2 separate regions of the Homo sapiens genome follow, and region 1 is linked to region 2. Evidence: chromatin contacts called from ENCODE Hi-C or POLR2A ChIA-PET data. All regions are on one chromosome and are shown on one strand. Each heading gives the region's core, a stretch centred on a gene start or an enhancer-like site at or near the end of the contact. The rest is flanking DNA. Distances are from core to core; before and after follow the strand shown. Region 1 overlaps LOC107985239 (a long non-coding RNA gene). Region 2 overlaps LOC107985239 (a long non-coding RNA gene).

Evidence for each region. Hi-C counts contacts between places; a loop is a spot of excess contacts on that map. ChIA-PET counts read pairs that join two places held with the same protein, here RNA polymerase II (POLR2A).
Region 1: a loop to region 2 is called in a map of CD4-positive, alpha-beta T cell, with 2.1 times the contacts of the local background. The contact joins two enhancer-like sites. A Hi-C loop is called at or near these places in 2 of 168 maps with a recorded cell type or tissue (CD4-positive, alpha-beta T cell and Right ventricle myocardium inferior). POLR2A ChIA-PET finds 5 or more read pairs at or near these places in 1 of 52 experiments (OCI-LY7).

The regions. Positions count from the first base shown.
Region 1 is chr1:185,487,768-185,491,803 of GRCh38, forward strand. The region is part of intron 1 of LOC107985239 (a long non-coding RNA gene); the gene reads left to right. Among named protein-coding and RNA genes, the nearest start is that of LINC01350, 140 kb to the right of the region's middle. Within about 2 kb of position 1,329, at least 5 of the 41 ENCODE cell types and tissues checked have a DNase peak (open chromatin) inside an H3K27ac peak, as active enhancers do.
Region 2 is chr1:185,671,845-185,675,789 of GRCh38, forward strand. All of the region lies in intron 1 of LOC107985239 (a long non-coding RNA gene), which reads left to right. Among named protein-coding and RNA genes, the nearest start is that of GS1-204I12.4, 27 kb to the left of the region's middle. Within about 2 kb of position 2,412, at least 3 of the 41 ENCODE cell types and tissues checked have a DNase peak (open chromatin) inside an H3K27ac peak, as active enhancers do.

The DNA.
Region 1 (4,036 bases), core at 79-2,578, 190 kb before region 2:
TCTTTTGTTGTAGGCCATTCTCCTGGATGACAGCATATTTAGGCTTGTTTGGATGGGGAGGGAGAGAGAAAAGAGAGGTGGAAACAGAGGTTGGAAAGGTGGATGGGACTAGATCGTTTAAGGCTTTGGAGGTCATGACAAGGAATTTGAATTTTATTCTAAGCGTGATAAGAACCTGGGGAAATGTTTTATACAGTGAAGTGTTTACAAGATCTGATTTGTGTTTTTGTAATCTTCCTTTTGCTGTTGTGGGGTATAGCAATAGCAGGTCTACAGAGAGAGTGAACTTCCCATTCTAATTCTGGCCACGTAGCTGGTGCAAGGCTTGATTCCCAAGTGACAGTGCACAGAAACAACTCACAGAGACATGAAAGGAGCCAGATAGCACTATAGTCAGGAGTTTTCACTGCCCACGTTTCTTGCTGGCTTGCTAATGCAGGCAGAATCAAAGAAAATATGTAATATAAAGGGTTCTTTGTAGTTTTGTTTAAAGGGAACCCATGTTTAGGAGCAGGTTTGCAAAACTTGAAAATGTGATGATAAATGTCAAGTCTGACATGTTTAGGGGACTAGTGCATGTCAGCTGTGGGCTGAATAGACTCACCAAAGCAGAAGATTCATGGAAACAGAAGGCTGTCTTGCAGGTTTCCCAATACTGCTTCTTTAGGGTAACGCTTACCCTTAACAGGCATTGAAGGGGATTTGCCTCCAGAAAAACTACCTGGGATTTGAAGTCTACCCTTTCACTCCCTACTGAGACTGACTTACTCCACCCCTGGGTCCCTCTCCCTTCATTCAGTGGATCAGCATCTACTCTCCTGTTGGCCAGGGGCTCTGTGAGGCATGGGTGCACTGTGCCCTCATGCAGTTTACCCTGCAGAGGAGAAACAGACAAATAGTCTTCCTAATAAAGGAATTTTTAGTGCAAAAATTCCTTTATTACTGAAAGGAAATTTCAGGGAACAGATTACATGCACTCCTTCTTATCTTCCTTAGTTTGGAGTCAGTTAATGATTAAGAAGCCCCTGCTTTTTCCCCTCTGCCTCGCTGAGGGAAGCCAGGATGTACTCTGGTAACCCCAAGCCTCTGCATACCCCAGCTCTTCCTCTCTGTTTCCTCCTGACTCCCACTCTCCAGAGCTGGACTGCACTGGTTCTGCTAACCTGTTTCTTTCCTTCTGCTCTAGAGATTTCTGGAGAAGCAAAGTCTATTGAGGTGTGGGCCCAGACGTGTCCTTTTAGCAGCTGGGGTGGTTTTCCTTGAAGCTGCCCTAAAACCAGCCAGTTAGCAATCTCCAGCTTTTGCCCTTGGACTTTGCTGGCTCACTTTGTCTTTGCCGCAGGCACAGGCGCCCTGCCCTGCTGTGCTCAGCAGAGACCTTGGCTCTGCCTTCACATTTCTCTCCTCTATCAAAGCTCTGAATTTCTAGTCTATTCTAGTCTGCTGGCTCTCTGTTGAACCTTGTCTCTTTGTTTTTATTGTTTCTGAGACAGAGTCTCACTCTGACACTCAGGCTGGAGTGTAGTGGCATGATCTTGGCTCACTGCAGCCTCCGCCTCCTGGGTTCAAGTGATTCTCCCACCTCAGCCTCCTGAGTAGCTGGCATTATAGGTATGCACCACCACGCCCAGCTAATTTTTGTATTTTTAGTAGAGATGGAGTTTCCCCACACTGGCCAGGCTGGTCTTGAACTCCTTGAACTCCTGACTTTAGGTGATCCACTCGCCTCCACCTCCCAAAGTGCTGGGATTATGGGTGTGAGCCACAGCACCCGGCCTGAACCTCATCTCTCTTTATAAGACTTCACCACCTAACCTTCCAGACACAGGTTGGCACACTTCCCTTTTTTTATTTTTTACATCTTGAGCCTTGGGATCTGATGAATGTCTCACATGATGTCCCAAAGCGTCTATATGATAAGCTTTACAACTTGAATAGATTTTGAAAATGCATCTCAATTGAAGGTCATCTTTGTGGAATTTTATTAATTAGGTTTCTTTTAAAGTTTTTCTAAAAGGTATTTTTGTTTTCAAATTTTCTCCCTCTGTGTATAATTTTCTAAGTGGTACCTGAAACCCCCTGATTTCATTAGTCTATGTTTCCAATATCTACTGTTTTCCTTAAAGAGTATTTTGTGCTACATTTAAGGTTAAATGGCTTTATAAAAAGCACTGTGAATATTTTTAAATGTACATTTTGAACTTTGAATTGAGGTGTCAGATTTTTTACTGAAGCAATTACAGTTAAAAGTAATTTTAGCTCTATTTTTTAAAAGAGGTACACCCTAATAATTATGCCCTTGTGTGCATTAGTAAAAAAATGATATTTCTGCTATTATAGAACAAAAGTTCATTGGAATTGCCCCCTCACCCAGCATTCTGGCTTGGTTGCAAGTACATGAGGAAGGATTAAGGAAGTGAGGAAGGGTCTGTACCTTGTGTGTTTCACAAGGGGAAGCACACATATTCCTTGGATCTTGCTGGGGCTTTGGGAGCTATAATGCCTTGTCAAAACTTAGGGAGGATAACCCACTGACCATTTTTGGATTTTTTTTTTCCAGTTATAGCTTTCCTTGAAGCTTAATTATATATGAACATGTAAATAGAGAAAGATTATTAAGTGGCCTACAATGAGGTCAAATTGCTCATGGTTCTCCGCCTGCTTTTTGTCCCAGTACATGTGAATATTTCCTGGTAATAGACAATGAACCTGGTGTTCAAGCCTTTCAGGACAGAAATAGAAAAATGTTTGCGTAAAATCCAATATTCATTGGCTTTGAAGTGGTTTATTAGAGATATGTCTTCTCCTTCTCTTCCCTACTCTTGCCTGAGAAAAGCAGGTGCCTTTACAGTAATACAACCCAAAGTCTTTGTGGAACTCCACTTCCGCACTTTTTGCGTCACCTTGATCTATGGCTTGTAACAGTTTATGCATCAATGGAGCCTATTATGGGAATTGTTTCTTTCCTTTAAAAAAACAACAAAGGGAATATAGTTTAAAGATAAAATCTTTTTTTCTCTTTTTTCTATTTATATTCCTCCTACTTGTCACTGTTCCCATCAGAGAACTTAAACAAATTTGTACAAGTACTCCATGTTCACTGTTGAAAAATTAGAAAATACAGACTAACAAAAGAAAAAAGTTACCCCCAATCCTATCAATGGACGTGACCACTGTTAATAATTTGGTTTGTAGCAATGTTCTCTTTGGTATGCATTGGCACACCAGCATTCTCTGAAGTCTTTATGGGAGTGCTGTCCACTGTGGACCTATGTAATGAAATTTGCTGTTACTATAACCATGGCTGGAAAAAATGGTCCTGCGACAAAGTACAGCGGCATAATGAGGAAGTGGTAAGACCACAGTATCATGTTCACCTAATGTCAAGGAAAGATGGTTTCCCATCCTGTAGAACCACTTGGCTTGTGAGGACAGAGGAAATCCCTGTCCCGGCAGTAAACAATTTGGCTCAAACAGATGCGATCTGTGCAATGAAAAATGAACATTATGGGATTACTATGGGATTGCTTATTGTATTTTTTCCAGTTTTTCAATACTTTCAAGTGTGTGGCCTCACTAATAATTAAATAAATGTTAGTTGAAACAACTCAGAGCTCTACTATTGCTTATTAAATTAGAAGAAAAATAATGACAATGACAAAACCCAGTGTTAATGGAGGTATGAGAAAAATACATATATTTATATGTTGCTAGTGACATTTAAATTGTTCCAATGATTCTGGAGTACATTCTTCCCAATTATGATGAGAGCAATAAAACATTTCTTGCCCTTTCAGTTATAATCTACATTATGGTATATAGATTGAGGAAATAAACCAAAAAAGAAAACAATTTATATAAAGATGGTTATAGTTTAAATTATGGGCAGTCAGGTAAATCATTGTCAAGAGACTCCCCTTCTATTTTATCATCCTCAGAAATGTGCTTTATCTACTTTGGAAAGCTCTTCTAAGTAATGAAGGCTTTGAATGGTGATTAAGTCTATAGCCGTAGGACAGAGGCCTCTCTTGTTTGA
Region 2 (3,945 bases), core at 1,162-3,661:
ATCCCCCATCCTCTGTCTTTGGCCATCTTCTCAATATATACCCTCCTTCTGAGTGTTCTCATCCAAACTCATGGCTGTATTTACTATCCATCACTGTAGTTTCCTAAATTAATATTGCTATTTAAAATTGAGCTGTACCCTGACCTTCAGAGCTATACATAAAATGGGCTGCCCAACATCTACTTGAATGTCCCATAAGGATTCAAATTCAGTATAGCAAAACTGAGCTTAATATATCTTCTCCCTGAATTTAGTTCCAGTTCATTTCATGGCCTCAAAACCCCGTATCTGGGAAACATACCAGAATCTTTCCTTACCTTCTTCCACAACCAACCGGTTACTATATGCTATAATATTTACCTTTTTGGCATTTCTGGTATTCGTCTTCTCGTTACCATCTTCACTGCTGTTGCCCTCATTGAGGCACTCATCTCTTACCTGGACTATTATAAGAGATTCTACTTTCAACTGAACAAACACATTGTAGCCAGAATTGCTTTTCCTAAATGCAAATCAAATCACGTTCTTCCCCATATCCCTCTTTTTTTTTTGAGACAGAGTCTCATTCTGTCAAGTGATTCTCCTGCCTTAGCCTCCCAAGTAGCTGGGATTACAGGCACACACCACCATGCCTGGCTAATTTTTGTATTTTTAGTAGAGACGGAGTTTCACCATGTTGGCCAGGCTGGTCTTAAACTCCCGACCTCAGGTGATCTGCCCGCCTCGGCCTCCCAATGTGTTGGTATTAGAGGTGTGAGCCACCATGCCCAGCCTATGTTCTTCCCCTTTTAAGACACTTCAGGGTTGTTGTTGTGTGTTTTTTTTTTTTGTAAGCATAAATTTAAATTTCTTGATGCATCATACATGATCCTCTACATCTGGCTACTGACCACTTCTCTATATCAGTTGTCTATTGCCCTGATAACACTGTGTAACCAACAACCACAAAATCTCAAGGACATACTTAAGAAACATTTATTATTCCCTTGTCTAGGCTGGTCTGCTGTGGACTTTGCTTGATCTTGGCTGGAGTTGCTCTTATGTCTGGAGGTTGGCTGGCCTTGGCTGGTCTAGAGTAGACTTAGCTGGAATAACTGGGGCAACTTGGCTCTGCTCTATGTGTTCCTTGTCCTCTGGCTGACTAGCCTGGGCATGGTTAATGGGGATGACAGAGATGCAAGAGAGAGCATAAGCAGAAATATACAAAGTTTCTTGAGGCCTAGGTTCAGAATTGGCACATCGTCATGTTTGCTAAGTTGTATTAGCCAAAGGAAGTCCTAAGACTGGCTCAGATTCAAGGGTTCGGGAGACAGATTCTGCCTCCAATTAGGGGAACTGCAAAGTCACATGACAATGGGTTGACTACAGGAAGTGGGGGAGAATTAGAGTTTTTATTGCACTGTCCATCATATATTTCAAGAAAGCTTCCACTTTCTTCCTTCCTCAGGACAAACAAGGAACAAAGAAACTCTCCACTGAAATTTTCAAATTTCATTACGGATAATGCAAGGAAAAGGAGAAAACGTCAAAGGAACTATAATTTCAACACCCTTGTAGAGAAAATAATGTATCTATGGAGGAAAATAAGTACAGGGTACTATGAGGAAATAAACATTAGGAGAATAGAAAAGAGACATTGGGAATTAAAAATATGATGGCAAAATAAGAAATTCAGTGAAAAGTTTGGAAGACAAAATTGAGGCATTTCCTGGAAAGCAGAACAAAAGGCCAAAAAAAAAAAAAAAAAACACAAAGAACACTAAGAAATAAAAACAGTCAGTTCAAAATATTTAAATCTGATTAATAAATGTTTTAATTTCAATTTTAATTTTTTTGATACAGTTTTGCTCCTGTCACCCAGGCTGGAGTGCAATAGCGCAATCTCAGCTCACCGCAACCTCTGCTTCCTGGGTTCAAGCGATTCTCCTGCTTCAGCCTCCCAAGTAGCTGAGATTACAGGCACCTGTCATTACACCTGGCTAATTTCTGTATTTTTTAGTAGAGACAGAGTTTCACGTTTCACCATGTTGGCCAGTCTGGTCGCAAACTCCTGACATCAGGTGATCCACCTCCCTCCACCTCCCAAAGTGCTGGGATTACAGGCATGAGCCATTGCGCACGGCCCCTGATTATAAAAGTTTTAAATAAGGAAAGGCAATTATTTAAAAAATAAGAAAATGCAGATGCCCAGGGTTTGCTACTGGAGAGATCTGATTCAGAAGGTCAGTAAATTGAATTAATACATTAATTTTGTATCTTTCCTTCAGCTTCTTTGGAACACTGAATATGAAACACAAAGTAGAACTTCAGAACTGATGAACTATTATTAGAAGTGGTTTGATTTGAAAATGTGGAAGTCAATTGTGGGAAGAGGGCATAAGGATGGAGATAACTATGTTTAAAACTTATTTTGAAAGTAGACAACAGCTAACATTAGTGTTCCGTGATGACGGGAAGTGGAGACAATGCAGCTGCTAAATGAGTCCCTTTAAATATTGACATGACTGACTCTAGTGCGACATGTTTAGTAGGAAGTGGGAGAGGAAGTAAAAATAGACCAAAGCAAACATTTGCTCAAGATAGACGAAGAGCAATACATCCTCTCTGTGCCCCTCCACCCCTATGAAAACATGGCTCTAAGCTTCTGACAACTTTTTTTCTCCCGTTTCTATTGTTATGGTCATGGTCATGATTTAGCACATTCTGGTGACTTTCATATATGCTCCTCTGACCAAATTCTAGATAAATGTTTTATGTTTACATTGTCACAACTCTTCAGGAATGAAGGTTACTCTCTCCCTTCATTAGAGACCGAAAATAAATGTTCAGCAGTAGAATCTTTTTCAACATTACTTTAAAAACGCAATCTCAAGGGGTCTCAGTTTTAAAGATTATGGAATTATGTATAGACTCCTACAAAATAAATGGGAGAAGTGGAGGCAACTGCTTAGGTTCCTGAGGACAGATATTGTTTTTCTGAAAGTTTTAGTTAATTGAAGCAACAGTCAGTAAGATCTGATGCAGTTGGACGATAGCTCTGTTCTCTACTGTGTCTTTCATGCATGATGTGGACAAAAATTCCTGTAGAGAAATTGAAAAACAGAGGAATGAACAGAACATGAAAGAAGTTTCTTTTATCTCTCTTTTAATAAGTGAAAATAATGGGCTATGAAAGTTAACTCACTCAAACTATATAGGATGTTAGGCAACAATTTTTCTATGTAAAGTAACTGAATTCATTGCATCTCAGTTTCTGTTGTCTGAGAAAATATTCCTAGAGGCATGTCAGGTAGGATTTGTAGAAAGATGGTAAACACTTTAAGAAGGGTCCACTTATTTCTCTCTGTCTCTTCTCATTGTGCTGAGTAGATGCATTTAGAATTAGATTGCATTAAAAATTTTTAAATGGTAGGCATTCATTGAGCGAAATGATAAAAATTCTTATTCTCTACTTAACTTTCTGCTTCATTCTTATTTAAACTGCACATTTTATTTAAAACTAAGTACCTAAAAATGAACAATGTGCTGGTGAGTGTATCCGTTCTTCTGCCTAAGCACACCTTGGTAAGGAATGATAGTAATAAACCCTGAGAATATATGGGAAGTGCTGTTCTAAAATGAAATCATAAAACTTACACAAAATGACAAGCAGGCAGCTTGAAGGAGAGGGAAATGGTTCTGAAATATGGGCAGAATTCTGGCTTACATCTTGGCACTTTCAGGAGTTGCAGTATGGAAGAAAAAGCAGAGTTCATGTGAATTATTTGAATTTTGCTAACTGGGATAGGCTGGGGAAGGTGTGTCATAGTCAGATTAATAGCATAGGCTTTGAAACTTGACCAGCTTGGGTTTGAATTGTAATAGGCTCTACCCTTCTAGAGCTGGTGTAAATAAAGTGCTTAGCACAGTGTAGCATGCAGCAAGTGCTGAATAAATGGTACCTCT